Regions from separate parts of the Homo sapiens genome. Here all the other regions are linked to region 4. Evidence: read pairs that join two places in POLR2A ChIA-PET (ENCODE). Cell type or tissue: MCF 10A. All regions are shown on one strand. Links, peaks and the distances in the headings refer to the core of each region. The heading gives the core; the rest is flanking DNA. Region 1 overlaps LINC02768 (long intergenic non-protein coding RNA 2768). Region 2 overlaps LINC02768 (long intergenic non-protein coding RNA 2768). Region 3 has its middle 6.0 kb from the start of LGALS8. Region 4 overlaps NID1 (nidogen 1).

Evidence for each region. Peaks named below come from ENCODE experiments on the same cell type or tissue, not always from the same donor. Only the 100,000 strongest peaks of a DNase experiment are listed, where the experiment ranks them.
Region 1: POLR2A ChIA-PET joins it to region 4 with 6 read pairs; 2 of 35 experiments call an interaction of 5 or more read pairs at or near these places.
Region 2: POLR2A ChIA-PET joins it to region 4 with 5 read pairs; 5 of 35 experiments call an interaction of 5 or more read pairs at or near these places.
Region 3: POLR2A ChIA-PET joins it to region 4 with 7 read pairs; 2 of 35 experiments call an interaction of 5 or more read pairs at or near these places.

The regions. Positions count from the first base shown.
Region 1 is chr1:235,928,312-235,935,980 of GRCh38, reverse strand. The region is part of intron 2 of LINC02768 (long intergenic non-protein coding RNA 2768); the gene reads left to right. All of the region lies in intron 2 of LOC105373215 (a long non-coding RNA gene), which reads right to left. Among named protein-coding and RNA genes, the nearest start is that of LINC02768, 40 kb to the left of the region's middle. In MCF 10A, for the core only: no CTCF peak of the experiment used is centred there; DNase peaks (open chromatin) are centred at 2,730 and 3,610.
Region 2 is chr1:235,939,446-235,947,114 of GRCh38, reverse strand. The region is part of intron 2 of LINC02768 (long intergenic non-protein coding RNA 2768); the gene reads left to right. The region is part of intron 2 of LOC105373215 (a long non-coding RNA gene); the gene reads right to left. Among named protein-coding and RNA genes, the nearest start is that of LINC02768, 29 kb to the left of the region's middle. RefSeq lists a silencer at 408-477. In MCF 10A, for the core only: no CTCF peak of the experiment used is centred there; DNase peaks (open chromatin) are centred at 3,464 and 4,564.
Region 3 is chr1:236,514,137-236,521,805 of GRCh38, reverse strand. It overlaps a transcript of LGALS8 not described here. Among named protein-coding and RNA genes, the nearest start is that of LGALS8, 6.0 kb to the left of the region's middle. RefSeq lists a silencer at 5,327-5,505. In MCF 10A, for the core only: no CTCF peak of the experiment used is centred there; a DNase peak (open chromatin) is centred at 4,345.
Region 4 is chr1:236,013,223-236,020,891 of GRCh38, reverse strand. NID1 (nidogen 1) reads left to right here. Exons shown (of 20, transcript NM_002508.3): 10 at 3,619-3,744; 11 at 7,332-7,481. Among named protein-coding and RNA genes, the nearest start is that of LINC02768, 45 kb to the right of the region's middle. In MCF 10A, for the core only: no CTCF peak of the experiment used is centred there; a DNase peak (open chromatin) is centred at 3,891.

The sequences.
Region 1 (7,669 bases), core at 913-5,912, 85 kb after region 4:
CTGGGCATGTCTGATTTTGCTCCTTGTGATCCCGTTCAGATTATGCACTTCTACAGAAGGCTACACAAGTCCTGTCTTCCTCAGCGCATCCTGCTGAGAGGCGCATGATGTTCGTTTCCATCTGTGGGGAGATACTTTGACACTATAAACATCCTGTACCTCACACACCTGCACCCAGCAGCTTCTAGACAGATCGGTAAGCTGTGCACTCCATGGCACCGGTGCTGGGCACCTGGAGTTTGGCCGCCCGGGCCCTCAGCCCCGAGCCCTCCCGCCCTTCCTGTGCTTCCTCCCATTTTGCTACACTCCTCCCTGCCTTTCAGGACGGGGCCTCCTTCTCATGCCCCTTCCCCACCAATCGCAGGGACTCCGTAAATTGACATTTGAATGTCAGATTGAAATTAATAAAAAATGCGTGACCTAAGGTCTGCATATCTTTTCAGGGTAAGTGCTTCAGCAAAAGTTTTTTGGACAAGGATTTTGTTTATAGTTCACAAGGGTCGGGCCTCAAAGGACATAAATATTCTATCTGCCTAAGGGCAATTCAGACTGAAAAAAAACAAAACAAAACCCTGAAATGGTGTGGAGGAGGGAGGGAGAAAAGAGAATTAAATATGCATATACCTCGCAAGCCCGCCACCCTCCTCCATATGGTGTCTATGTAGCAGGCGGTAAAAGACCACCCTGTTAGAGAAAGCGATAACGTAGAATGTGGTGGACAGATACTCAGGCACTTATTCTATATTGACCAAGAACCTATCATGGGCTGGTACTGCTCCTACTCTAAGAGCTGTGGTGATCTCAGTGAATTAAACAAACTCCTTGTTCACATAGAACATATATTTTAGTGAGTACTAACAGACAATGAACAAATATCATCCCCACACCCCCCCCACACACACACACAGACACCCATCAGGGAGCAGTAAGTGAAGGGGTATAGGAAGACAAGCAGGCAGGGAATACTTTGCACAGTCAGACGTAATAAACTAGGCTGGGTTCGGTGGCTCATGCCTGGAATCCCAGCAGTTTGGGAGGCTGAAGGGGAGGACTACTTGAGGCCAGGAATTTGAGACCAGCCCTGGGCAACATATCGAGACTCCATCTTTACAAAAAATAAAAAAACTAGCTGGGCATGGTGGTGCACACCTGCAGTCCCAGCTACTTGGTGGAGGCTAATGAGGGAGGGTTGTTGAGCCCAGGAAGTCTAGGCTGCAGTGAGCCATGGTGGCACCACTGCACTCCAGCCTGGGTGACAGAGTGAGACCCTGTCTCAAAAAAAAAAAAAAAAAAAGTCATAAACTAGATTTACAAACAGTATATGAATAGACTTTAAAAATATAGTCAATTGACCATTGATTAGCATTTATGATGCAAAGACAGAACAACTTTGTACAGAACTATATTCCTGGGTGGGGATTTCTGGTTGTAGCAGGATATTAAGCAAATAATAGAGAACCTTTTCACGCCACCTCTGGCTGAGCCACCCCACTCTGTTGAATGTATTAGAACTACCTTGATTTAAAAAAAAAAAATATATATATATATATATATACCCATTTCCAACTAACATACTGTTTCCTGAAAATAAAGCTCTACTCCACACACACACACACACACACACACACACACACACACACACACACACACAAAAGAAGAAGATGGCTTCTGGGAAAAGATGTTTTCTCCAGCAAGCTAAAAATTGGAATGACCAAAGAAAGCACCTTTCCAGCCTAACAGAGACCATTAGTGAGGCAGGCAAGAATCCAAAGTTGGAATCTACATCCATTGAATCTAAGGTCTCCTGTCTTTCTCAGTGTCCTTCAAATGACTTTCAAAATAAAGTCTTATTTTGGCAAAGGCAAAAAAAATACATAGTCAATTGAAAGAAGGGCATAGAATAAAATTAATGGCATCATATTACTTATGAAACTTAAAAACACGTATGCAAAATGCTGCTATACATAGTTCAGGTAAACACATGTCTAAGGACATGTATATCAACAAGTTAGCATGTAAACCTAACGGAAGTGAGAATGGAAGTTCGAAAGGGGAACGGGGAAAAAATAATGAATAAAACAAAAGAGGAGCTTTGTCTGCATGGATGATAGGGGGCCAGGAATTGAAGTGTAGGATTATTTAAGTGAAAGTAAAAAGAAAGATCCAAGAAACAATGGGGAAGGAAGGAGATTTTGCTGCCAAGAATGAGGAAATGAATCTACTTTTCCTTCCTCCCTGCATTTGGGACTAGGTCTGCCAGTGAGCCTCCAAGCTTCTCCCTCTGCCCCATGAGGCTGTCTCAGGGCAGCACAGCCTGCAAATCTGCCACTGCCAGGGGGCAGCAGGGGCAAGCATGGTGGCAAGAGGCAGTGGGCAGGCGTGAGGCAGCCTCTACCAGCCTGTGGCCACCTTCACTGGATCACACAGCTCTGGTTCCCAGTTCAGCTCCATTATCTACTGTATATGTGACCTTTGGGCAAGTTGCTTTATTCTCTGAAGCTGTTTCCCCATCTGTGAAATGCGACTAATAATATCATAACAGTAAGCCCTTCGCAGAGTGGTTGTAAGGATTCTGTGGGCCAGCGCATGTAAAGCCTCCATTGCAAGGCTGGAACTAGAGCCCATTCTTGGAAATTCTTAGTTATTAACATTCTTCTCTTTTTTGCTTTCCTGAAATGACTGCCAAACTCAACTTAGTCCCAGCACATCATTCTGCATGTTCAGAACATGCCTAAGCAAACTACAGGCAGGCTACTGGCAACCTCTGCCAAAGGATACCTGTGGCTTTCACTTTTTTTTTTTTTCTTTTTTCGAGATGGAGTCTGGCTCTGTCACCCAGGCTGGAATGCAGTGGTGCGATCTCACCTCACTGCAAACTCCGTCTCCCAAGTTCAAGCGATTCTCCTCCCTCAGCTCCCCAAGTAGCTGGTATTACAGGCCCCCACCATCACACTGGCTAATTTTTGAATTTTTAGTAGAGATGGGGTTTCACCATGTTGACCAGGCTGGTCTCGAACTCCTGACCTCAAGTGAGCCGCCCGCCTTGGCCTCCCAAAGTGCTGGGATTACAGGCATGAGCCACCGCACCTGGCCGGCTTTCACTTTTTAAACACACCACACCTGACTCTTCCTGATCAGCCCCCAGGATCAGGGGTTACAGAATGCTCTAGTACAAACCTCACCTGATCATGTTTCCATGCAAGAACAAGAGGAAACCCAACGCTATTCTGTGGATCTCTTCTCTGCAAAGCTATTGAAATGCTGGCGTTTATTTTTCAATGTGCTGTGCTCAGGACAGCTTCTTTTTTCTACACATTTGACATAGAATCACATAAGGAACGGAGTCAAAACCCCAGGGAGAAAGGGTGTGTGCTCACTCGTGTGTGTGTGATTGTGTGTACATGTGTGTGTTGCAGGTGATCTTATTCTAGGTGGTTGCTGAGTTTCCATCTCCAGATTTTCATGGCACCTTTAGCTCAACTCAGCCCAGGCCGAGTAGGTTTGCCAATGTCTGTGCCTGATGTTGGCAGGATGGCTTTGGCAGGAATTGTGAGCACAGTTTTGAAACCTGTACTTATCAGATGGCACCGGATTGCAGTGTGGCAATAATTACAGGACAATTCAGAGTTTTGCCGGGACAAAGGGTGGAGCAACTCTTTGCGGTTGAGATTGCAGAGCAGCCAAAACTGCCCCACCTGCGGTGTGGTGGGGAATGAGGGAAGGACGGGCCCCCAGGAAGAGCAGGGCGCACAGCTGCAAGTGTCTACACTTGAATGCCTACCTCAAAAGCACAAGCAAACAAGGGTAACCCCTGGGGCTGTCCCCACGGAGATCTGCATAGGATGCTAAATTGTGAACCCCTTGCAATTAGGGACCATGCCTAATTCATCTTGTTCTCCCAGAAACTGGTAGTAGGGCCTGCCCAGAGTAGCTGTTCAATAAGTATTCATAAAATAAAATAAAAGCTTTCACATCTTTTTGCAATGCAGCCAGCTAAAATGAACACCAGATCTTAAGCACTCTTAAATGCCACCTTATTGGTTTCTTGTTTTGTGTGTGTGTATGTGTGTGTGTGTGTGTGTGTGTGTTTTAGACAAGAGTCTCACTCTGCTGCCCAGGCTGGAGTGCAGTGGTGCGATCTCAGCTCACTGCAACCTCCACCTCCCGGGTTCACGCCATTCTCCTGCCTCTGCCTCCTGAGTAGCTGGGACTACAGGCACCCACCACCACGCCCGGCTAATTTTTGTATTTTTAGTAGAGACAAGGTTTCACCATGTTGGCCAGGCTGGTCTGGAACTCCTAATCTCAGGTGATCCACCAAATGCTGGGATTACAGGCATGAGCCACTGCACCAGCCCCTTATTGGCTTCTGATCTCTTTCTTTTTTTTCCTTCCCTTTAGGATTGTAAACTGCAGTTTCCTCCCAGATGCTATTTACACACACGTTTTGCCAGCTTAGTACTGTGTCCCTGTTCGCATCGGTGTAGCACTCACACACCTGCAAAGTGCCTCTAACGATTCATTCTTCATCTCAGTCTTCAAAGCAAGGTCGTTGGGGCATCTCTAGTCTCCACTGCAGGCTGCAGGTGGGAGTTAGAGAGAGTGTGAGAAAGTTCAGTTGTCCAGGGAGAAGAGCGAAGGGACCCATCTCTCTCTTGCCACCTGGGGTTCAGTCTTTCTTCACCCGCTAAGTCAAACTCCCTGAAGCTTAACAAAACAAGAGTGATTTCTTCTGCTCTCTTTCGCATCTGGTCTTCTAGATCATTTTGTTCTTCCAAGTAGCTCCTGACAAGCTGCAATTCATTTTAGGCAGATACAAGTTGCATGAGCCCGAGGTGCTGAGTCTTGCGTCCCTGGCAAACTTTTCAAACTGAGTTTGACGTTGACGCCTTTCTTTAGAATGAGCACTTGTGTTTGCCACCTGAATCAAACATTATTATGAACATGTATTTACACACAGAATATTAATCTTAAAAATTCCTCCCAATGTTTTATCCAGTTTGGAGCCAAAGAAGTTCATTCTCTGTGTGTGTTTATTTCTCTCTCTTGATAAACCGCATTTATCAGAGGAAGTTTGTCTTTTTAGTCGTTGTCGTGCAAAAAATAGTAACCGAGTGACTATTCCTCTTATAAACTAAAAAAAAAAAAAATCCAAACACCTCCCCACCCGCCCCAACAAATGACTGAACGGACTGTCCTCTTGGTCAAGGGGATCCAAGCAAACCTGAAAAACTAGCTCAGGCCATGTGGGAAGGGAGGGTTGGACGTGCCCCATTTACCCTCCTCCCTTTGGAGTTTAGGCACAGCTGACCAGCATTAACATGCCATTAACGCTCTTAAGACTGATAAAACAGACTCTTTGTAACAATAAGATACCAAATTCCAACCTGACTCTGGTATAACATCACATGACAGATAGCAGGCCTTGAAGGAAATTGGTTTACACCCCCCACAAAAAACAAAAACAAAAAAAAACAACAACAACTATATATATGTGTGTGTGTGTGTGTGTGTGTGTGTGTGTGTGTGTGTGTTCTTTTTTTAGCAACCTTGGGCAAATTACGTAGCCCATGTCGCCCTGATGACCTCTGTAGAATCGTTGCGAGGATTAAATGACTCCATTTATGTAAAGCTCACAGAATAATGCCAGGGACTATGGTAATCACTCAGAAAAAAAAAATGCAAGCTGGTGGGGCATAGTGGCTCACGCCTGTAATCCCAGCTCTTTGGGAGGCCAAGGCAGGCGGATCACGAGGTCAAGAGATCGAGACCATCCTGGCCAACATGGTGAAATCCCATCTCTAATAAAAATAAAAAAATTAGCTGGGCATGGTGGCGTGCGTGCTCCTGTAGTCCAAGCTACTCGGGAGGCTGAGACAGGAGAATGGCTTGAACCTGGGAGGTGGAGGTTGCAGTGAGCCGAGATTATGCCATTGTGCTCCAGCCTGGGTGACAGAGCAAGACTCCGTCTCAAAAAAAAAAAAAAAAAAAGCAAGCTAATATCACTTGAAAGATGGAGATGATAATGCCTACCTGATAGGAAAGTCGTGAGGAAGATTAACATTTAAACATCCAGCACATACTAGGTCTAACTCAGTAATGCTTCCATCCTTCCACTCTTGTGACTTGGATATACCTGGAACATTGACTTATCAGGAGTATCTACAGAAGTGGATAATGTGGGTGAGGGTTAGAGCAAATGAAAGGTGTTGTCACTCATAGAAGCTATGGTCCCAGGTGCTCTCAGCCCCTCATTCTCTCTGGCTTCTCCTGGCAGTTTGCCTCCTGTCCTTGCTGTTCAGTGGAGCAGGCTCGTCTGGGGTGCAGGACTATATTCTCTCTTTGATGAACCTCTCTCTGTAGGGTGGCTTTATCAAGAAGTCCTAGCCTGGACCCCGAGTCCCTAGGATAGTCCAGCTTCATCTGGAAGTACTTTCCATCCTCCAGAGCAGAGGTCAGCAAAATTCTCCTTACAGGGCCACATATTAAATATATTTGGCTTTGCAGGCCCTACGGTCTCTGCCGCTATTACTCATCTCTGGCATTCTAGCTCTAAAGCAGCTGTAGACGATCCCTAAATGAACAGGCATGGCTGTGTTCCAGCAAAAGTGTATGTAGTGGCACTGAAATTTCAATTTCATTTCAGTTTTGTGTGTCATGATATAGTATGCTTCCCTTGATTTTTTTCAAACAATTGAAAACATAAAAACCATTCTCAGCTTAAAGGCCACACTAAAACAGGTGTGGAACTAAATTTGGCCAATGGGCCACAGTTTGCTAACCCCTTCAGATCCTCTCTTTCAGTGTAGAGGATTTCTCTTAAAAATGCATTCATTGTTTATTTTTTATTCTCATTCGATGTCAAATGTAACACTAGCTGTATAGGCTAATCATGTTATATTCCCAGTGACAACTTCTCCTTGAGTAGACATGATTTTGGCTGTGACATGTGTATGTCTGTGAACTATGGTACAGACTCATGTGATAATGGACTTTAGCAACTTTGAGCTTTTTATTCTCTTTTTAAGGAATCCTTCCTAACTCATTTTATGAAGCCAATATCACCCTGATACCAAAACCAGGAAAGGACATAAGAAAAAAACAAAACTACAGACCAATATCACTGATAAATATAGATGCAAAAATCTTCAATGATATACTAGCTAACCAAATCCAACAGCACATCAAAAAAGATAATCCACCATGATCTAGTGGGTTTCATCCCATGGATGTAGGGATGGCTTAACATAGGCAAGTCAAAAAATGTGATACACCACATAAACAGAATTGAAAACAAAAACCATATGATTATCTCAATAGATGCATTTGATGAAATTAAGCATCCCTTTATGATAAAAATCCTCATCAAACTAGGCACAGAAGGGACTTACCTCAAAATAATAAAAGCCACATATGACAAACCCACAGCCAACAGCATACTGAATGGGGAAAAGTTGAAAGCATTTCCCTTGAGAACTGGAACAAGATAAGGATGCCCACTTTCACCACTTCTATTCAGCGTGGCACTGGAAGCCTTAGCCAGAGCAACCAGGCAAGAGAAGGAAATAAAGGACATCCAAATTGGAAAAGAGGAAGTCAAACTATCACTGTTCACTTATTATATGATCATATATCTAGAGAACCTTAAAGACTCCTCCAAGAGACTCCT
Region 2 (7,669 bases), core at 1,264-6,263, 74 kb after region 4:
TGTATATTTAGTAGAGACAGTGTTTCACCATGTTGCCCAGGCTGGTCTCAAACTCCTGGGCTCAAGCAATCCTCCCACCTCGGCCTCCCTAAGTGCTGGGATTGCAGATGTGAACCACCATGCTTGGCCTACGTTGTCATTTATAATGCACATTCCAGCCCTGGCTCTTCACCCCTTCTCTATAAACAGCAAACCACAGCCCTGTTGGAAGTTCTCACGGGAAAGCAGCTAGCGGAGTGTGGGGCCTCAATTGTGTGCCCTTTAAAGAACCTCCACTTATTAACCTCAAACATGAAGTTATTATTGAAAAGGAGAAGACAGACTGCCTGCCTTAACCAAGGGTTGTGTTTGCAGGGTTCCTTTCTGGGAGCTGCAATCAATAACCAAGACCTGGTTCTAGAGGGCAGTAGTGACACACCCATTCCAAATTGCAGACAGTCCAAAATTACCAGACCCAGGGCTCAGCCCTTTCAGAAGGACACAGTGGGCAGCATAGAAATAGAAGATGAGTCGAGCCCACTCTGCCGATTGCAGGTCACGAAATTACCAGATGATGCACTGAAACAGGGCATCAAAACCAGGCGAACAGGGGGAGCTTGGAGTAGGAGACTCACTCTTCACCTGGTCATAGAAGGCGGGGAGTCCCTAGCCTGGTCATGGGGTAATGAAAGCTTGTGCAAGGAACACTGTGTGAAATATTATGCAAAACTCTTCCGCCAAACGAAATGCTGCAAAGGACTTCTCTCCAGACGGAAAATGGAACTAAACCTAGTATCGCTTAGGGTGGAAGTCCAATTCACAAAAACTCCCTTGGTGCTCTTCTGGACACTACAAAATTAGCCCCGCCCACAGGTCCACCCTACAACTGGGTCTGAGTCCAGACTCACAGGCAAGTTCAAGCATGTGGGGCCATCTTTGCCCCACTCAGTGCCCTTTCTGTATACTCAGTGCAAACAAGAGTTTTCGTAAGCAGACCGCCTCCAGAGTTTGAAAACCATTCATCGTCAGATCTTAGGCCAGACTTCCAATTTAGGGCACTTTGCCCTCAGCCTCCGTGTGGTTTCTTTTTTTTTACAGGCCTCAACTGTGAGAAGATCCGTTCTCACCACCCCTCAGTCCCTCTGCGCTTTGCTCTTGTCCTACCAGCACCCTTCCCCTGCCAAAGATGCCCCTCCCCACTTCCTTACTCTCCCCCAGCCTCTGTGCCGGCCCCAGAACATGAGTACATGTGTGAGTGAGCACATGCGTGTGTGCCTGAGTGCACATGCATATGTGTGTGTGTATGTATGTGTGTGTGTGTGTGTGTGTGTGTAGGTATGTGTGTGTGTGTGTGTATGTATGTGTGTGTGAAGCTGCCCCTGAGGTAGAATCTGGTAGATGGGGCAAGAATTCATTTATTCAACTCAATTGATTAGGCACTTACTATGTGGGGAGATACAACAGTAAAAAGACAAAAATCTGGCCGGGTGCAGTGGCTCACACCTGTAATCCCAGCACTCTGGGAGGCCAAGGTGGGTGGATCATGAGGTCCGGAGTTTGAGACCAGCCTGGCCAACATGGTGAAACCCCATCTCTACTAAAAATAAAAAATTAGCCGGGCTTGGTGGCGTACTCCTGTAATCCCAGCTACTCAGGAGGCTCAGGCAGGCAGGAGAATCGCTTGAACCCGGGAGGCGGAGGTTGCAGTGAGTCGAGATCATGCTACTGCACTCCAGCTGGGGTGATAGACAGAGACTCTGTCTCAAAAAAAAAAAAAAAAAAAAAGACAAAAGGCCCTGCCCTCCTAGTGGGTGATGGCCCCTAGGAGCTGTGCGTTGCTAAGCAGGCCAGGGAGACAACTCTAGGATACCAGCAAGGGCCGCCTCCACAAAACCAGAGAGAGGCCAGCTTGTATGCCTCTGGGCGGTGCTGTCACCCCACTCCCATCCCATCCCAGTGAGGTGCTCTCCTTCCCCTCGGCGCTCCTCTGTGGAAGCATTCTTTCTCCCATAGGTATTTGCAGTCTGTGAGGACCAAAGCCTGTGGCAATCTCAACATCACCTGTAGAAAGTTTTTCTTTTAGGGGGAGGTTGTAGCGGGAGGTTGTGGGGGGACAGAGTACATTTTCCAGGCCGTCACAGATCCTGAACTTAGGACTGGCCTCTTTCCTTCAGTAGCCACGTTGGCTCTGTGTCCAGGAGAACAGTCACTGTAGATCCACGGAATGGCTGTCGTGTGTCTCTGTTCACTACCGTGGAACGCAGGGGGTCCCAGGAAGGTGAGAAAGCCAGGGCTGGGTGTTGGGCTGAGCATGGGGGAAGGAAGAGAGCTGGAAATTACTGTCGATCAGGTAGGGCAGTGAAGGAGGCTGGCAAAGTTGGTTAAGGTAGGAGGATGCAGGTACTCAAAGGTCACAGAATCACCGGAAAATGATATTCATTGAGTTCACTTGTCACTGTGTTTGCTCATGGGAGGTAGTAGAGAGAGCACACTGAGATGGCTTCCCATTCAAATCCTCCTCCTGTTCATCTCCAGCTGCGTGTCTCCTGATGAATTATTTAACCTCTCCGGGCCTCCTTTTGCTCATTTGGAAAATACTTTTAATTGATACTTATTTTAGAAGGAGGTTGTAGAGATAATGAATAGGAAGGGCAGGGCACATTGAACAAGTTTCATAAATAATATGCACCATAATCATGGCACTTAATTCTTATAGCAAGTCTTAAAGGTTTATCTCCTAGGAGGAATTTTAGAGATCTTCCAGTTCAGCGGTTTTCGAACTTTGGCCTGCATCAGAACCTCCTAGATAGCACGTGTGTTAAAACACAGATTTCTGGGATCCACTCCCAGAGGCACTGGTTCAGTAGGTCTGGGTTGGGACCAGAGAATGTGCATTTCTAACTAGTTCCAGGGCGATGCTGAGGTCGCTGGTCTGGGGACCACACTTTGAGAACCACTGTGCTAGCCTAAATTCCTCATTTTGCAGAGGACGGTCCTGAGGTTCAATCCTGTTAGCTCCTTCCCCATGGTCAATAGAGTCAGCCTCCCAGATCCAGGTCCAGGCCAAGGTCAGGAGATCCAAGCTGGGAGACAGGAAAACAAAGTACAGCATTCAGGAAATGTGAGGATGCAAAAAGCCACACTCCAGGCAATGAGCCCCAGGGACGGACCCAAGGTTCCAGCGAGAGGAATGATCTTAGCAGACAGCAAACCATTGCTGTGCTCCGGAAGAGAACTGGCCTCAGTGAGGTCCTGAGCCACAACAGTCCACGTGTCTGGCCTCAGGGAGCATGTGTGTGTCAGGGATGGGGGGATAAGGATTGTGTGGGTGACACAGGAGGGTGAGAACCGAGTGTAAGTGCATCTGTGTGTGTGAGTGCTTCTGTGTGTCAGTGTTTTTGGGTGAGGGTGTGTATTAGTACGTGTGTGAATATGTGAGCTTGTGTGAGTGTGTATGTCAGTCTGCTTGGGTATCATCACGATGCGTCACACACAGCGTGGCTTAAACCACAGGAATTTATTAGTTTACAGTCTGGAGGCTGGAAGGCCAAGATCATGGTATTGAAATGGTAAGGATGGTAAGTTATATATGTATATTTTATCTCAACTAAAAAGACGAATAATTTTTTTAAAAGATCATGGTGTTGGCAGGGTTGGTTTTTCCTGAGGCCTCTCTCCTGGGCTTGCAGATGGCTGTCTTTTCCGTGTCCTCACAAGGCCTTCTCTTTGTGCGTGTTCATGTCCTGATCTCCTCTTTGCATAAGGACACTGGTTAGACTGGATTAGGACTCACCCTCAAGATCTCATTTTGATATAATTACCTCTTTAAGAATCTATTTCCAAATAAGGTTGCATTCTGAAGGACTAGGGATTAGGGACTCAGCATATAAATTTGGGAAGGGGATGAGATTCAGCCCATAACAGCACATGTATACATGTGCACATGTGCATGTGTGTGTACGTGTGTACGTGTATGTGCATGTGTGTGATGGGCCCGGGAGCATGAAGAAGGTGCTTTACAGAAGGCCTGGTAATGTTGGGGAATACCTTGGTGACATCTTTCCCAGCAAGAGTTCTGGCAGATAAGAAATCTGACTTTCTTCTAGCCTCATCCTGGGTTTGTGAGTTTATGAAGAAGCTGAAGAGCTCCATCACTTCCCAGCTAAACATAGCTCTTCAGATCTCAGGGTTTAAGATGATTTCCTCCTAAGTCAACGCAGCATTTTGCCTCCATTCAAGCAACCCCTTGCTCCAAGCATCGTGATGTGACAGTGCAGCGTTCACCGGCCCACCCCAGCTGATCTGCCCTATGGCACAAGAATAACAATTGGAAAAACTTGGCTTCCCTCCGAGAGCAATGCCAGCTTTGCCCAGGCCAGCCATCTCTGGCATAACTCTGTTCATTTGAGCTTTCCTCATGTGTGATCATCCTTGTATGACCCCGAGGCCAGAATCCCCACTTATTAAAGCTAGGAAAGACATTTTTGAGGCTCTAGTTAGTTTGTTCTTTCATAGTGAAAGAACCATTTGTGGGCTCAAAGGGGGATGTGGCAATAGGTTATTTCGGGCTTTCGAAAGGCCTGTTTTCCATCTGGAATGGATGTATTACCTAATAGGCCATCCTTTATAGGAACTGAACAAAGACTCGCTGACACAATCTCAACGGTTGGCCGTTCTTGGGACAGCTAGACAATTATTTTGCTTCTGGGTACAACAAGCACAAAAGAAGGGGCCAAGGTACACGCAGACCTTAGTTTGAGTTGGAGAAGGCCTGAGGGATAAACCATCAGGAAAGCTCATGAGTTTTCAGAAGCTTCTGGGGCCATCAGGTTGATACCAGCGTGGATGCACCAGGCTGAGGGCTGATGAACCACAGGGCGGTAAATACAGGGCCCAGCCCAGGGCCTAGGGACAGTTCCCGCCCACTAAATGTTTGTTGATCAAATGACTGATTGGAGGAATGAAAAATATTATTTAAAGGAAGGCAAGTGTGTGAGCCAGGCGGGAAAGAGAGGGCTGGACGTGATGGAGAGAGGTTATAACCAGCTTCCTCTAGAAGGCTCATTGCAGCAACCACATGGCCTTTGAGAAAAGCTTTTCATCAGGAGACGCCTCAGTCTGCCTAAAGTTATGTGTTAAGTGTCCATTGTATGCAAAACAGTGGGAGGCAAATAAAAGAAGTCCTTTAGAAAATTTCCATTTCCTGCTTATATTTCATACAGAAAAACATAATTAAAGCTATAGACATAAGGAAAAAGACTGGAAGAAAAATGGAAAAATAATAGTAATTGTACCGGGGTCGTGGGATGATGGCTAAATTTATTTTCTCTTCCTGAGTTTCTATAATGCTCTTTCTTGGCTTTAACATCAAAATAGGGATTCAAAGAATCATGATTGTCTGCAGTTGTGATCGCTGCAGTCAACTCAGGACAGGGGTGCCTTTCCTGGAACCCATAGCTCAATTCAGAGGGTGGGGGGTTTGGTAACAGTGGAGCAAAGACCCCAGCAAGGCAAACCTGAGCCATTCTTGGGACAGGGTTGGTCTTGATGGGGCCACATCTCCACATGGTATCCCCCACTTAATTTGCTCCAATACCCCCAAAACCCGGCTTCGTTTTTTCGCTCCTCTTTATCCTTTTTCCCTTGCTCATTCATTCATCAAACAACTATCAAGCTCCTTCCTATGAACAATGAGTCCCATCAAGCCCTGGGAATACGTAGAATGAGAATCAGGTCCTGGGCTCACCACTTGCAGAGGAAGCAGATATTTAAACAAATGGAGCCAGGCACGGTGGCTCATGCCTGTAATCCCAGCACTTTGGGAGGCCGAGGTGGGCGGATCACCTGAGGTCAGGAGTTCGAGACCAGCCTGGCCAATATGGTGAGACCCCCCGCCGTCTCTATTAAAAATACAAAAAAGATCTGGGTATGGTGGCGGGCATCTATAATCCCAGCTACTCAGGAGGCTGAGGCAGGAGAATTGTTTGAACCCAGGAGGTGGTGGGTGCAGTGAGCTGAGATCACGCCACTGCACTCCAGCCTGGGCAACAGAGTGAGACTCCATCTCAAAAATAAATAAATAATAAAAAAACAAGTGAAGACAGAACAGGAACAGTGGAAGAGCCAACAGGCTCTCAGTGCCAGGAATCTGAGCATCAAGGAAGGGAGGCTTCCTGAAGGTAGCTGATATGTTTGATGATAGATGGTAGATGATATGTTTGAAGTGAGTCCCAAAGAAAAGGTAGGAACGCAAATAGGAAAAGACTTTCTGCAAAGAAGGAAATCTGTTTGCAAAGGTACAGCTCCAGAAATGCACAGTGGGTCATACACATTGTTTTTAGGAGGAACTGTGAGGTCATCAGTCTGGAGCCAAGGGTGCAAGGTGAGAGGGGAACATGAGTAGGCACAGCCAGGCATTGAAGGGCCTCGTCTACCCTACAAAGGTGTGTGGACTTATCCTACAGACATTGAGTTGCCTGAGTATTAAAGTAGCATGAAGACATGGTACCATTGGTTTTATAGCCAGAGAATTCTGGTAGCCATAAGTAGGGCAGGGAAGTGGGACCAAGGGCCAGAAGCGTGATGATGAAACCGGGTTGGGTGGTGGGGTGGTGAAAGCCTAAGCTACGTACCCAGCAGTGAGTGTCGACATGATACTGCAGTGCTGTGACTTGCAGGTCAGTTGGGAGGAGAATGAGGGTGGGGAAGCCAACGGGTTGATCTCTTCGCTCTGCCAGCACCAAGTTCTGGGTGCTCATCCACTCCCTGACCCACAGCTCTTTGCTGTCTAATGTACCCAGCACCTTGCAGCCACACTAACCTTCCCCAGGCAGTGTCATCTCATCCCTGTTCTCCCCAACCACCTTGTAGAGCATAATTGCATAAAGGTTAAATTCCCCCTTCATTTTTAAAAAATTAAATTATTTATACATTTTTAAAGCTATCTTTTGTTTTAGAGATAGAGGCTCACCCTGTCACCCAGTCTTGAGAGCAGTGGCACGATCACAGCTCACTGCAGCCTCAACCTCCTGGACTCAAGAGATCCTCCACTTCAGCCTCCCAAATAGCTGGGACCACAGGTGTCCACCACCATGCCCGGCTAATTTTTTAAATTTTTTGTAGAGATAGGGTCTTGCTATGTTGCCCAGGTTGGTCTCGAACTCCCAGACTCACATGATCCTCCAGCCTCAGCCCCTCAAAATGCTGGGATTACAGGGGTGAGCAACCACACCTGGCCAAAATCCTCTTTTAATGGCTACATTCCAAGTCCCCTATTCAGCCTTCACGCTCAGTATTTCCTAGTGTGAAATACCTCCACCCAAGACACCCTGTTATGTCCTCACAGAACCTGCCATTTCTGCACTGACACTCTGTCCTCACAGTGTCTCCAAGGGCTGCCCTCCTCTACCTGTGTGAATGAAATACATCCTCCAAGGCTCACCTCCCCTGTGAAACCTCCCCCACCAGGGTTCCTCATAGAAAGCTCTCCCTCTGCTGATTCCTATGGCATTTTTTCCTGACACTCTACCACTCTTGTTTTGCACTGTTACTTACATGTTTTGAACATGTGTCATGGCTCACAGAATAACGTAAGCTCTTTGTGGGAGAGAAGCCATGAGTATCTCTCAGAAGCCAGTATAAAGCTCCCTATATAGTAGGAGTCAGTAGATATTGATTGACTGTCAGTCTG
Region 3 (7,669 bases), core at 1,623-6,622, 500 kb before region 4:
GTTGGAGTGGAGTACAGTGTTACATTCTCAGCTCACTGCAGCCTCTGCCTACCGTGTTCAAGTGATTCATGTGCCTCAGCCTCCTGAGTAGCTGGGACTACAGGTGCGCGCCACCATGCCCAGCTAAGTTTTGTATTTTTAGTAGAGATGAGGTTTCACCATGTTGCCCAGGCTAGTCTTGAACTCCTGACCTCAAGTGATCCGCCCGCCTCGGCCTCCTGTAACCTGGGATTGCAGGTGTGAGCCACTGCATCCGGCCAACCGTCTACTAATTTTTGCTCATTCTTTGAGTAAAGATCCAGTTCTTACACGAGCACTTCCTGATCTGCCCGAATCCTCACACACTGTGATTTCATCTCCTACTACTTTCCTTCTCACTTTTTCTGCAGCAGCCACAGCGACTTTGCTATTCTCCTAGCAGGCCTGTCACACTCCCATCCTAAAATCTTTACTCAATATTTCCTTTTCCCTTTTCAAGTCTACTCAAATGTCAGTTCTCAGTGGGGCCCTTCCTGACCACCAATATTTAAAATTGCAAACACTCTCCCAAAACACACTCATACACACTCCCTAGCAACTCTTCCTTGCTTTATTTCTGGCTAACATTTGTCATGCTAATATACTATATAAGGTGCCTTTTTATTTTATGTTACTTCACCCATCATAAGACTATAAACTCCATGAGGGCAAGGAGTTTTGATTGTTCTTGTTTCGAGGAAGCTTATACTCTAGTTGAGGACACATACAGTGATGTGTTTTAGAGAAGATTAAATTGGGAGCACCTGAGTGGCAACCTTAGTTGGGTGACAAGGAAAGTCTCTCAGAGGAGTCAAAGTTTAAGCTGCTGGTGAGTGAAAGAAAGGAAACAGCCATATGAAGATGGTGGGGAAGAGCATTCCAGCCTTAGCGAGCAGCTGCTGCAAAGTCCCTGAGGGTCTTGAGAATGCATTAAATGTGTTCAGGAAACAAAGGCCACCAACCAGTATGGCTGAAGCATGAGGGAAGAATGATATGACATCATGAGATTGGATGGCACCACCTAGGAGAGTAGTGGGAGAAAATCACCTCGGACAGCCCTGGGGAGATAAGACAACGCCAATAAATGAGACTGAGAAGGGACAACCAGGGGAATTTGCTGAGAGTGGTGTCACAGATGCCAAAGAAAGAGAAACAGCCTGTGTGCCAAGTGTGCTGAGAGGCCAAGGAGGACGGAAGTAAGCAATGGGCTTAGGAACATGGATGTCATTGCTGACTCTGACTCTGAAGTGTGTTGAGAAATGGGAGGTGAAGAACTGGTGGAAACCATGACTATAAAGATTTCAGAAAGGTTTGCTGTGAGGAGGAATGGAGAAGCAGCATTATAGCTGAGGAAGGAGTGGAGCAAAGGGCAGATTCAGGTTTTCTCCTGTTGTTTTTTTTTTTTTTTTAAAGAGAAGATACTACATTGGTGACTTTTAGACTTCTTTTTTTTCAAGTGACCTGCCATAAGAATTACATTTCCATTGAGACTTACTACACACATACTTAAAATTACGAAAACAAAAATTTTGACCAGGCACGTTGGCTCACTCCTGTAATCCCAGCACTTTGGGAAGCCGAGGCAGGTGGATCACTTGAGGTCAGGAGTTTGAGACCAGCCTGGCCAATATGGTGAAACCCTGTTTCTACTAAAAATACAATAATTAGCTGGGCCTTGTGGCGCATGCCTGTAATTTCAGCTACTCGGGAGGCTGAGGCATGAGAATCGCTTGAACCCAGAAGGCCGAGGTTGCAGTGAGCTGAGATTGTACCACTGTACTCCAGCCTGGGCAACAGAGTGAAACTGTGTCTAAAAAAAAAAAAAAAAAAAAAAAAAAATTGTACAAAACAATACTCCTGTTATGTGTAAAACAATCTACTTTTTCATTTTAAAAAAATGCTGCTTATAGTCCACTAAAATGTTTGCAAGCCCCACTAATGGGCTGTGAGCTGAAGTTTGAAGAACACTGGGTAGTATGTTGGTGTTAGCTCATACTGGCTTGTGACAGCCATTTTTGTACATAACTTCCATGTTGATACCTTGAAGTTATCCAGGGCAACTGCTAGAACTTAGGAACTTTTTCCCCCAAAGAACAAGATCTTAAACATTTACCAGCACGCTACTGACTTTACTCATGTGAATGATCCGTGGAGAGGAGAAACTGATCATGCAGGAGAGGGGATGGTGTTCCCAATAAAAGTTGCGAAAACCAGTTTCAGAACAATAGATATTGCCAATTATTTGCCACAACTGCCTGAGAGTTATGCAGATAAAAGGATCACTTCTGGTAGGATCAATTTCTTTTTCATCTATATTGTCCTCTTTCCTTGCCCAAGAAGCCACATTTATATGGTATAATATAGCCACACATTTAGAAATAGTCTTTTTTTTTTTTTGAGACAGAGTCTCACTCTATTACCCAGGCTGGAGTGTTGTGGTACAATAATGGCTCACTGCAGCAGTGACCTCCTGGGCTCAAGTGATCCTCCCACCTCAGCCTCCCAAGTAGCTGGGACTACAAGTGCACACCACCATGCCTGACTAATTTTTTTTTTTTTTTGGTAGTGATGGGGTCCCACTGTGTTGCCCAGGCTGGTCTTGAACTCCTGGGCTCAAGCAGTCCTCCTGCCTCAACCTCCTGAAGTGCTAGGATTACAGGCATGAGCCACCATACCCAGGCAAAATTAAGTCTTACAAGCAAAATGTTAAATTATATATATAGAGCCCACATTTTTTAAAAAACTAGTAAAAAAATCATGATTTTAGACATGAATTGTAAGCTCTTGCTACTTAGCAGGGTTAACTGATTAAACAGAAATAGATGCCATATTCTATCGATGTGAACCGTATTGTTTCAAGCTAAGGAATACTCTGGCAGTGATTTTGCTTATTGTTTTGTTGCTGTGTCACTTTTGTTAACATGATTGTAAAATTTTTGGACCCCCTCTCCAACCATCCATGAAATAGCGGTGCTAAGTGCTGGGAAAATGTGCTCCAACTCAATAATTTTGGAATACAAGTTAGATATGATAAAAGAGTATCAAGAACTTTAAAGAACTGCCTTGGTATGCTGTGAATTTAGAAACCAGAACTCCGTCACAGAACCTGTGACAATAATGATAAAAAAAAATATGTGAAAGCAAAAATTTGCCACAATGGATTATACATTTGTGAGCGCCGAGAACACATACCCTGCTATTCTCATGAGAAAATTAATCAAAATATGTAGGTTTTAAATTATGCAACATCTTCAGGAATGCATTCTTTACAAAACCACAATACTCACATCCTTATACATACATCTGCTTCCCCAGGAAGTGTCATGGACGGTGTCTTCTACCTCTTCCGATTATCTTCCCCAATCTAAAGGAATTCATTTCTCCTTTGAATCCTCTTGCTTTGACCTAATCTCCCCTACACCCCAATACTAGCCCCATCCATGAGCACCAAACTCTTTTTTTTCACCCTCCAGACCCCCTATGATCTGATTCACCAGGCTTACCTCCGAAGTTCTACAGGATCATGTCCCAAATCCAGTCTTTTCAGGTGGGAGAAACAAGCTTCTAGAACTATGGTTTTGTCATAAAATAAAAGAATCTTAGTGACGAGAGGGATCTTAGGAGGAGTATAAATTAATTCATCTCAATAGCTCAAAGGATGAGATAGCCTATTTTGTGAAATACATTTTTTGAATGGCTTACAGACTATGATGTTAGTACTAAAAAATGCTGAATTATTTGATATGAGGAAAATGTATCTGAAATTATGTAAAATGTAAAGACAAAATGATACTAAAAATGTATAAATAGTATACATGGGCCGGGCGCGGTGGCTTATGCCTGTAATCCCAGCACTTTGGGAGGCCGAGGCAGATGGATCACGAGGTCAGGAGTTCGAGACCAGCCTGGACAACATAGTGAAACCCTGTCTCTACTAAAAATACAAAAATTAGCCAGGAGCGGTGGCAGGCGCCTGTAGTCCCAGCTACTTTGGAGGCTGAGACAGGAGAATCGCTTGAACCTGGGAGGCGGAGATTGCAGTGAGCTGAGACTGCGCCACTGCCCTCCAGCCTAGGTGACAGAGCAAGCTCTGTAAAAAAAAAAAAAAAAAAAAAAAAAAAAAAACAGTAAAAAAAGTGCATATGTATATGCTGTATATATCCAGTAACAGTCAGACAGTAATTTACATACACATATTTAGCAAAGTGCAAAAGAATGATGTTTAATGTAGTGTTCATTGTTATCTTTTCTCTTGCAAAATTACTGAGATTCATTAAAAGGCTTCCCTCAGCAAGGCAGTCTCAATATTTAACCAACCCTTCCAGCGCATAGCTGATCTCTTCCAGCTTGTGTTTACACAGTTCATTGTAAAGCAACAAGTAAAACCTCAGGAATTTCTATGGCACGTTAGAGCAAGCAAAAAAATTGAGGTGATTTTTTTAAATTAAAAAAAAGCTGTTGAATCCAACCAAGTACTCTTCCAAAAATATTTTATCTGGGAGTATTTTAAAACATACACAAGAGGACCTCCTCTTTCGGCTTTGGAGCCCCCTCCCTCTGTCTCTGTACGGGGGAGCGTCTTCCTTCAGCCTTCTCTTTTCTTTCTTGCCTATTAGACTCTCTGCTCCTTAAAACCAAAACCAAAAACAAACAAAAAAACACACAAAAGTAGAGAGATGGTGTGATAAATACCTGTGCTTTCATCGCCCAGCTCCAGCAATTATCGACGTGGCCAATCTTGTTTCACCTACACCTCACCCACTTCCTCCCCACCACTGGTTCATTTTGAAGCAAATCTCAGACTTCATTTAATCTGTAAAAGCTTCAAAACTAATTGTTAGATTTAAAGGTTTAATAAGGTCCGGCTGGGCTTAATTTTTTGGCCAGAAGACTTTACAGGTGATATGTAGCTCCAATTGCAACTCATCAGGAGACAGAAAATATCTGGTTGTTTTTCTTTTTATGACATCAAAACCAGTTAGTGGTTTCAGATGTTGTTAGCCTGATCCATCTGTTACGAAGTTCCCATCAGTGTTTGATCAGATGATTTTAGCATCTAGCTATTGATGGTCATTGCCTAGATACGTTATTTCATTAGGAATTGAAAATGGTGATATTTCAATTCTATCATTTCTCCTGCATTTATTAGTAAGAATTCTTTTTCTCCTTTCTCTTTCTTTTTCTTTCTTTTTTCTTTCTTTCTTTCCTTCTTTCTTTCTTTTTCTCTTTCTTTCTCTTTCCTTTCTCTTTCTTCCTTTCTTCCTTTCTTTCCTTTCTCTCTCTCTCTCTCTTTCTTTGACAGGGTCTCACTCTGTCACCCAGGCTGGAGTGCAGTGGTGCGATCTTGGCTCACTGCAACCTGTGCCTCCCAGGCTCAAGCGATCCTCCCACCTCAGCCTCTCGAGTAGCTGGGACTACAGGTGCATGCCACCATGCCCGGCTAATTTTTGTATTTTTGTTAGAGATGGGGTTTTGTCATGTTACCCACGCTGGTCCTGAACTCCAGAGCTCAAGCCATCTGCCTTCCTCAGCCTCCCAGGGTGCTGGGATTACAGGCCTGAGCCATTGCGCCTGACCTAAGAATTATTTTATTAGGAAATAGTGCTTGATAAATAATGCTTCTTTTTGTATATTTGCCACAGTGTATCTTTAGATAGATTCCTAGAAGCTGCATTTTTTGTGTCAAAGGTTAAATGCCATGTAATTTTGCTAGATATGAGTCCAAGCACTTCTTGAGAATTCATTTAAATTCTGTCTCTGCTCTACCATAGGGGAAGGTCCGGGCTGTTCTGATGGGAAAGAGGTATTGGAGGTGAGGCCCAAGAGGCTGTAGTGGGAAACCTCGCACCTGAAATGACAGGAGAATCCAAATTCAGGGAGCGTGTGGGATCAGGAGCCACATGAAAAACCAAAGGCCAGGAGCCAGGAAGGAAATCTGGGGAATTTCAAATAGGGCCAAGAGCAGATATGGAAGCTTCCATCCAGGAACATAAATGTGGGAAAAATGAATACAAAAACAGGCTTGGAACAAATTGGGGAGGGTCCAAGGTCATTACCCCAAACAGCAGCTGCTCTTTTACAACTATTTTTCTTGGCTGGCTGGAACATAAGACAAAGGCACAGGGCTGTTTGCACATGTTTCTGTCACGCCGAGGGCAGCTAACTGAAGGAGGATGTGGTAGCTGAAACCTAGTCTGTACTTTAGCCACTGCCCCTCCACCCCCAAAAGGATAGGAGTGAAGGGATGAAGACCACCTTTTTCTAATTTGCACAAAGATGCATTTGGCCTAACAAAATGGGCAAGAATTATCCCAAATCTCCTTCCACTTTTGCAGTTATATTCATATCTTTCTTCATAATTTAGCTATACCATGGCACTTTTAAACTCGATCTGTAGTAGGAAGGTGAGGCTAAATGTTATGGTCCTTTGCATTTTGATCCGTAAGCAAACAGTTGTTGTTTATTTTAGAAAAATGGTTTCCAGGTGTAACTGCCAACTGCTGAAAACTTAGGGTTATGTGAGGTGAGGCATGTTGATGCTTTAGTTTATTTGGAGATGGGGGAAGCAGGAAAAACAGCAAACCATTGCAGTATCTGGAATTGATATGGATCTTTGTGTTTAAGACAGGGAACTGAAGCCTGGCTGTACCATACATACTTTAAACATTTATGCTTATGTAACTGCTAATCGAATTTTGAAAAACTATATAACTTTTCACACTTTTTACAAGGATGTTTAGGTTTAATGAGTTGAAAAGATATACATTCTAGAATATTGTAAATATGACATTTTAAATAAAAATTGTTACACCACTCTTTTAAATGTATTAAATGGGGCCGGATGCAGTGGCTCACACCTGTAATCCCAGCACTGTGGGAGGCTGAGGCAGGGAGATTGCTTGAGGCCAGGAGTTTGAAACCAGCCTGGACAACATAGTGAGATCCCACCTCTACAGAAAATTTTAAAATTAATGTATTAAATGAAATATTAGCACCAAAGTGATTTGATATTCACCATCATCCAATGGAAAAAAAGAAAAACACTGCCAAGCTTTTCTTTAAAAGAAAACCCCAAGGACAACCAGCAGAAGGATTTTACATCTTCATTTTACATTGCTCCTTTCTCTCTTGAAAATGTATTTCCATCCCATTCCCGCAAATAATTTTATCTAGTGTAATATATTTTTAACGCTTAAAAGCCTTTCGTTGATCATTCATTATGTCTCTGCAACAAAAATATTAATATAAATTAATAATTCTGTGGTCTTCAATTCCTACAGTCTTAAGGCTCTAAATGTTCAAGATTCTTTCAATTTAGTTATTTTTACAAGTCTTTTTATTGTTACCATGATCCATACACAATCAAAATAAATAAATTTTATCATTTTGTAAATCATTGTTAAACAAAATTTTATTGGAAAGTATCATTTTAATGAGAGAGGGTATTTCAGAGCCTTTGTTAAAGAAGGCTCTGCAGGCATCAGCTTGAATTTCCTTTACTTGGGAAGGTGGGTTTTTTATATGTCTCAGGGCACTGCATAATATTAAAATAAAGGATGGGCCGGTGCAGTGGCTCACACCTGTAATCCCAGCAATTTGGGAAGTCGAGGTGGAAAAGCGCTTGAGCCCAGGAGTTCGAGACCAGCCTGGG
Region 4 (7,669 bases), core at 1,106-6,105:
AAGACAGGTGGTCGCATGTAGACTTGCTTTTGTCCTGTGGTGAGTGGTTGTTCTGACTTATTACCTCCGTGGAATGCGAGTGTATTCCCAGTCAGGACACTTATTGTTCTGGGTCACTAGAACATGCCTTGAAGTGTTAATGTATCGAGACATGAGGCTTAAAATAGGAAATTGCATTAAGCAGATCACTTCATGTGTTATTTGGACTTGGGAAGTGCGTTAGAGGAGAATGAGGATGAGCCTTTGTGATTCAGTGTGTGCAGCGCTGATATGATGGTATATGACACCCCAAACAAGGGTGGTTTTGGTGAGACGTCGCACAGTGACTCTCCACAGTAATTTGGAGACGATTTCACAGAGCTCTGTGATTCACTCTGGTCCATGGCAGGATGGCTCCCGCTGTTTCTCAATTTAGAGCCCGTAGAGATAGTTTTGGCTCATCTCTCATTGAGTAATCGTCGAGTATGTAGAAGGCATTTAGCAAATTGGTAATGAGACTCTTCTCCTCTAAGAGCCTGGCCTTTATAAAAGGGAAAAATTGGAGAAACTTAGAGTTGTTGAAAATATGTGAAAAGTAGCCACTCTGAAAAAAGTCAAAAAGGAGGCAGCAATGACAAGAATGATCCAGGATTTTCCTATTGAGTTAGAAAGTGATCCTGTGAAAGGAAATCTCTTTCCAGAGAAGAGGTTGACCAGATGTTAAATAATAAGAATAATCATTTTCTAGCAGATACTGTGGTATGTTATGAGAGACAGTTATTGCCAGTTTTCAATACCACTGAAGAAAGGGTTAAGGACCTGGCTTCAATTTATAGAAAAGAAGTTTGTTTTTGTTTTTTTTTTTTTTTTTTTTTTAAGGCAGAGTCTTGCTCTGTCGCCCAGGCAGGAGTACAATGGCGCAATTTCGGCTCACTGCAACCTCCACCCCCTGGGTTCAAGCAATTCTCCTGCCTCAGCCTCCCGGATTGCCGGAATTACAGGCACATGCTGCCTGGCTAATTTTTGTATTTTTAGTAGAGATGGGGTTTCACCATGTTGGTCAGGCTGGTCTCGAACTCCTAACCTCAGGTGATCTGCCTGCCTCAGCCTCCCAGAGTGCTGGGGTTACAGGCCTGAGCCACCGTGCCTGGTCCTAGAAGAGAAGATTTAAATTATACATTAGGAAGAATTTCCAAACTGCAAAGACCGTGGACTATTAGCTCAGAAATTGCTAGGGTCTTGTCCCTTAAGAAAGGGTGTTGTCTAGTCTGGCGTGTATGTGTAAGCCGGCATGGAGGTGGAGGTTGTGCTAGGGAACCATTCCCTCCATCATCCCAGCAGCCCTGAGGTCCTATTTGTCAATAGCTTTTCAGGTAGGGCTAGAGAGAAGAGCCTGGTCACATAGAAGCTTTTCCAAAACACAGCTTCCCCTTGCGTAAATGTTCCCAGGGAGGAACAGAGCTTGAAGAAGATCCCCTGTGATTTTGCTCTGTCTTCTTGATTGAAAACTGCTGCTCTGTGCTCTCGTGCTTTGGCAATGCAGTCTAAGTCACTGAGCCCTGCAATATGTACAATGTTTCCAGACATCTGTGCTGGGAGTGTCCTCTGAGAGTTGCAGCACAGAGGCAGTGGACACAGGAAGCCCCTTTTTTCTCCCATGTTGCAGCGGCAGCTGATGGATGGAGCTGTGAAGTCCAAACGTGCTGGGTGCACTCCTCCCCCACAGCCTCCCCAGCTCCAGCTTGCATAACAGCCTGCTTTGGGAGGGGCTTTGTTCCAGAACCTTCTGGCAGTGCCTGGTTCAGTCCTGAGACCTTGTGTCTTAAACACGTCACAGAACACGCACATATCAGTATAATCTCTAAAAGTTGAAGAGCATTTGGTTTGGGTATTTGCCTGGGTACAGGACAAACTATGAGGCTGATGTGATCAAGAATGCTTGTCTTGTGCAATGTTGACCAATAGGCCAGTAGGACATTTGTCTCACCAATAAAGGCCTGGCTAGACTGGACATTGAAGGTGGACATAGGAGGCTTTGACTCCCACATGTCAACGATTCATATGAAAGCGCTGGGGAAGAGATTTATGAGGGGGAGAAGAGCTGTGTGGTCTCGGCCATTATGAGAAACATGTCTTATTTGTTTTAGGTCTAAAACATGTCTAAATTTGTTTTAGGCTAGGGGCTGTGGCTCACGCCTGTAATCCCAGCACTTTGGGAGGCCCTCCTCATGCACATCTCAGGGTTTTAGAAATGCCAGAAGTAGCTGTCTACACTCTGAGTATGAGGTTGACGTGGGAAGGACCTTGTGTAACTGTTCATTTCAACCCATCAGTGGCCACATAACCAGGGGGAATGACAGGTTAGCTCAGTTTCTTGCCTGGGCCCACCAGCCTTACACAAGTGGTAGCCACAGCCTGGCCCCCAAAGCCTGGCGGCCATCTGAGGGGCGTGTTCCCAGAGTTAGCCAAATTCATCACCATGGCTGGGGTGTTGGATGAATCTCTAGTTAGTATAATCATAGCTGGGTGTCTGGAACATTGTTGGGTGCTTCTCTGACCTCCATCCATTTTCCGTAATCTGCAGAAGAACCCTCAAGATGAGTAGTAGTATACTTATTTACCAAAGGGAGAACTGAGGCTGAGTAGTTGGATAACTTGCCCAAGACCACACAAGTTAATAGCTAAAGGAAGCAGGATTTGAACCTAGCTATGTCCAACTCCAAAGCCTATGTTTGTTTGCTCCACGTTACCCCATGATGGTGGCTGTAGTATTGTCATATAAAAGGACATCACTCTCTTTGTTCATTTACAATCTCATGAGTGAATGACTTCCCTTTTAGTCCATTAAGCCCTAGATAATATTCAAAAATTCACAATTAAGCTGTAAATTGTTCAATTTTCCTTTGTAACAGTAACAGAGAAAGTAATATTTTCGAATAATAGCATATTTAAATATACTCTCAAGTTTAGGATTTGAAAGTATATTTAATATTCAGAGACTCTCAGTATTCAGAGTCCAGAGATGTGTCTCTGTGTCCTTGTAACATGTATTTGGCAATCTAATGGGAAAGACTCGTGTTCAGGGGCCCCAGGCTCAGAAATTAACTCTAGGAGAGGTGGGGGAAGCACACGTTTCCTTAGGAGAAAGGCATGGGGATCACTCTCTCCAGTTATGCACAGACAAAAATTGTATTTAACACTACTTTTGATACATAGAAAATTTATTTTAGGCTAGGGGCGGTGGCTCACGCCTGTAATCCCAGCACTTTGGGAGGCCAAGGCGGGTGGATCACGAGGTCAGGAGTTTGAGACCAGCCTGGCCAACATGCTGAAACCTCATCTCTACTAAAAATACAAAAATTGGCCAGGCGTGGTGGCACACACGTGTAATCCCAGCTACTGGGGAGGCTGAGGCAGGAGAATCACTTGAACCCTGGAGGCAGAGGTTGCAGTGAACCGAGATTGCACCATTGCACTCCAGCTCTGGGCGACAGAGCAAGACTCCATCTCGGAAAAAAAAAAAGAAAATTTTGTTTTAAAATTGATCTATTCTTAGGTGACAATGCTATTTTATTATAGTCAGTAATGTTTGAAGAGCTTTAAAAAAAAGCCTGCAGTAAAAAAAAATTTTTGCTGCAGATATTGATGAATGTTCAGAACAACCCTCAGTGTGTGGGAGCCACACAATCTGCAATAATCACCCAGGAACCTTCCGCTGCGAGTGTGTGGAGGGCTACCAGTTTTCAGATGAGGGAACGTGTGTGGGTAAGTTCTCCAGGTAACTTTTCGAAACAGTATTCACATGGTGTGCATTAGCTCTTATGCAAAAGTTCTGGTCCCAGGTAAAATGAGTCTGGTCAAGTTGGAAGGTGCTGGGAAGAGCAATTTATAAAGATGAATCAGACTTAGCCTCTGCCCTCCAACTATCTGGAGAGTCACAAGTGTAATGAGTAAGCAACATTATTGCCTACACTAGTAATACCATCGCCTCACCTGTTGCCAGCTTTTGCATTACATTTGCCTCTTATAAACTTCTTTTAATCATTTTCATTATGCTTTTAATAACTATAAGCTATTAGACATGTTTCTTCCAGTAATTAGTAGCCTTGGGGTTCACATTGAGGGAGCACCTTATAGGTACTTTTGGATCATTACCTATCTTAGATTGAATTCTACTTTAGTTACACCTAAAATTCCAACTGGGGTCATTCTATTTATGGATTTTAATTTTACCAACCACGAGCAGCAGCATAATTTCTTAGCCTTATAGAAGTAAGTTGCGGCTATTAATTAGGTTAATTATGCTCTTGCTGAATGATGATTTGGGTGATGATGAGGATGGGTCAGCCACGAACAGCCAGATTGTTTAAATTCTTCCTCTTTTTCCTCCTGCTGCACTTTGACCTGGTCGTTCAAGATTCTTGTTCCCAGGTCTGGAGGGTGCCATGTCAAATGCGCATCTGAACTCAACATGTCTTCCCAATTTAAAACAGATTCCTCTTGTACCATGTCAGCAAACCATCTTCTTGCCTCTTCCTCACTGTTCGCTAAACCCTAGAATGTTTTCTTTTTGCTCTGTCTCAAAGCTTGGGTAAGCCTGCCAAGGTCGTGGGGTGAGGTGGTGTCTTGAGGGTGGGAGGGAACAGGCAGTTCTCATATTTTGAGTGTGACCCAAACATCTGTGAGCTCAGGGAGGCCAGTCCCCTCTGCACAGTTGAGATTTTCACTCTGCTGAAGTTACTTCTTTTTTTTTTTTCCTCAGTAGGGAACATCAGTTTCTGTGTATTTGACCTGATTTCTTTCTCTGCTTTTTGAGGCTAAGCAGATTCAAACGTTTAATTTTAATGGCCATACCATTTACATTACACTTCGGCTCAAGCTTGGGCAGTGGATACTTTATCCCTTGGGTGCTGATGTGCACAGTAACTGAGATCCATCCTGGGACACCTGTGTGGAGCATGGTGACCTGGGTTTCTGGATCCAGTCATTCCTGATGTCCACACTCACTGAAGGGGCAGGCTGGGATGCAAGACAGGTGCTGGGCAAATGTCTGCTTCAGACATTTACTTTTGAGGAAGACAACCTCTCTGGGGCTCAGTTCCTCGTCTGTAAAATGAAGTGATTAGACCGGATCATTGGTTTCCTGTGACCCATGGAGCTCTTGGAGGTGCCTCAGGAGCTGTCAAGGAGGACACAGGCCAGCTGTGGGCAGGCTCTTGTCCTCTCCCCTGAGCTCTAGCCTCCCTTTTTTTTTTTTTTTTTTTTGAGACAGGGTTTTGCTATTGTCACCCAGGCTGGAGTGCAATGGCGCGATCTTGGCTCACTGCAACCTCTGCCTCCTGGGTTCAAGAGATTCTCCTGCCTCAGTCTCCCAAGTAGCTGGAATTACAGGCATGCACCACCACTCCCAGCTAAGTTTTGTATTTTTAGTAGAGACGGGGTTTCACCATGTTGGCCAGGCTGGTCTTGAACTCCTGGCCTCAGGTGATTTGCCTGCCTTGGCCTCCCAAAATGCTGGGATTACAGGTGTAAGCCACCACGCCCGGCCTACATATTTGAGGGAGAACATCTTCACCCCTTTTAATTGGCTCCTTTGAGACTCACTGCGCAGAGAGAAGGCTCACTGTAGAACCAAGTCTGCCTACACGCATTCAAAGAAATAACTCTGGCTTGTCACTGAGTAATTGAGTGGTCATTCCATCTCTCTTGGAATTCCTTGTTGAAACAGTGTTCTAGGTCGGAAGCCTGCACTGGGAAGGTTACCCTGCAGGTCAGAATGGGGCAAGGTGAAGAAATAAATGGGGCAAGGTGTGCTCTGCCAACTGTGAGGGGCTGGGGGCTCAGGCAGGGCCTGTGGACTGACCAGGAGGAATTCTCTTTTCATGAGGATTGGTATCCATTATCGGGGAAGGGATGTTTGTGGACTTCCATCTTTGGCATTTTCTGTAAACTCATAACTCTCTTTTCCACTGGGAACCAACTTTTGCAGTTAATTGAAATGTGCAAAACATGTTTTTGTGAAGGAAAGGTGGGCCTCAGCTTGCCCATAAGTCAGCTTGATGTGAAGATGTAGATACCCCTCTGAATGGACATAGCCCTGTGACACTGGGCTGGCATATGGAGTGTGGTGAACTTGAGGTCCTACTTCTCCTCCCCTAGGCATCTTGGTGCAGGGCATGATGGCATGCATCAGCTCTTCTCTTGAGGGAAGAACAGGGCCCAGGCTTAGGCAAAAAGCTGTAGCAGTTAACTTCCAGTATGCCAAGCACAGAGAGGCCAGTAGATGGGACTGTGATTCTCTTAAGGGTCCTGATGATAGAACTCATGGAAGGAGGGCTGAGGAGGAGGTGAGTGTCACAGAGGCTAGCTGATAATGCCCCATCTTGTGCTGTTGCCTCAAGATGGAAGGCAAAGGTTGAGGTCTACAGGGTGATTTTCAGCTGGTTCAGTTACTCTGGGGTTCCTAAGGCACCATTGCATTTTGCTTCTGATTTTCTAAAAGAACTCAGAGCCAGGACAGAGTCCCATCCTCACAATGTCAGAACACAAATCATTCCCTCCCATCAGGCTTTGTGTAGTTGGATTATCCCAGATGAAGGAGGACTCATGTTTTTCCTCCATGAGTCTTCTTAAGATTGATTTCAGTTTGTCCTACCTTAAGTGCAGACAGACAGAGAAAGAGAGAGAGAGAGTTGAGGGGGTGGGGGGAAGAACATAAGGCAATTTATCTAAGGCCATGTGGTTGACCCATGGTACCTGGTATATACCAAGGCTGCCTACTCCAAAGGCTCACAGTCTTCCAACCATAGCTGTCTCCCTGCCTTAGAAACATTTATTTGTCCTTCCTTGGTGGCAAGTGGGTGACTGACTTGGGCATTTGTAGTGAATGTTCCACCTGTACAGGGTGGGCCAAGGCTGAAGACACCACATGGAAGTCTCAGCTCCTTTCCTCCAAGCAGTCTCAACAGAGTTGCCATCAGAAGTGTGGCATCTGCAGATGTCCCACCCCCATATCCAGATGAAGGGAAAGTTGGGTCCTGGGGACCTGTGATGGGGATCTAGTTTGGAGAGTGGCCTGAGACAGACCCCCAGAGTGAAACTGAGGTCAAGCCAGGTGGAATGACAAACCACGGTGTCAGTCAGCCAAGACCCATCAGAGGCAGAACCCAGGTGGGAGGAAACGGTGAAAGCAGTAGTACCAGCCCAGTGAGGAGTGGGGTGCAGGTGAAGCTGTGGACATGCCTAGAGGTCTAGGGTCCAGGCATGGTCTCTCTTTATAGAGCTGGGAGGGGCATGTGGCCTGCTCAGGGGACTTTCTTCCTAAGACTGTGCATCAACCTTTTGTTCTGAAGCTGTCGTGGACCAGCGCCCCATCAACTACTGTGAAACTGGCCTTCATAACTGCGACATACCCCAGCGGGCCCAGTGTATCTACACAGGAGGCTCCTCCTACACCTGTTCCTGCTTGCCAGGCTTTTCTGGGGATGGCCAAGCCTGCCAAGGTGTGTGGTTGCTCTGATCTTCCCCTGTGTGTAACCTGAGAAAGTTTCCTAGGTGGTACCTGTCATGTGCCAATCACCAACTCACTCCCAAATAGAAGAAAGAATTCTTCTGTCATCTCCACAGAGTAAATGTGTTGCTTTTTATATCTCTCTAGTAGTTTGAACTATGCATTTTCTTTTGGGGGCTA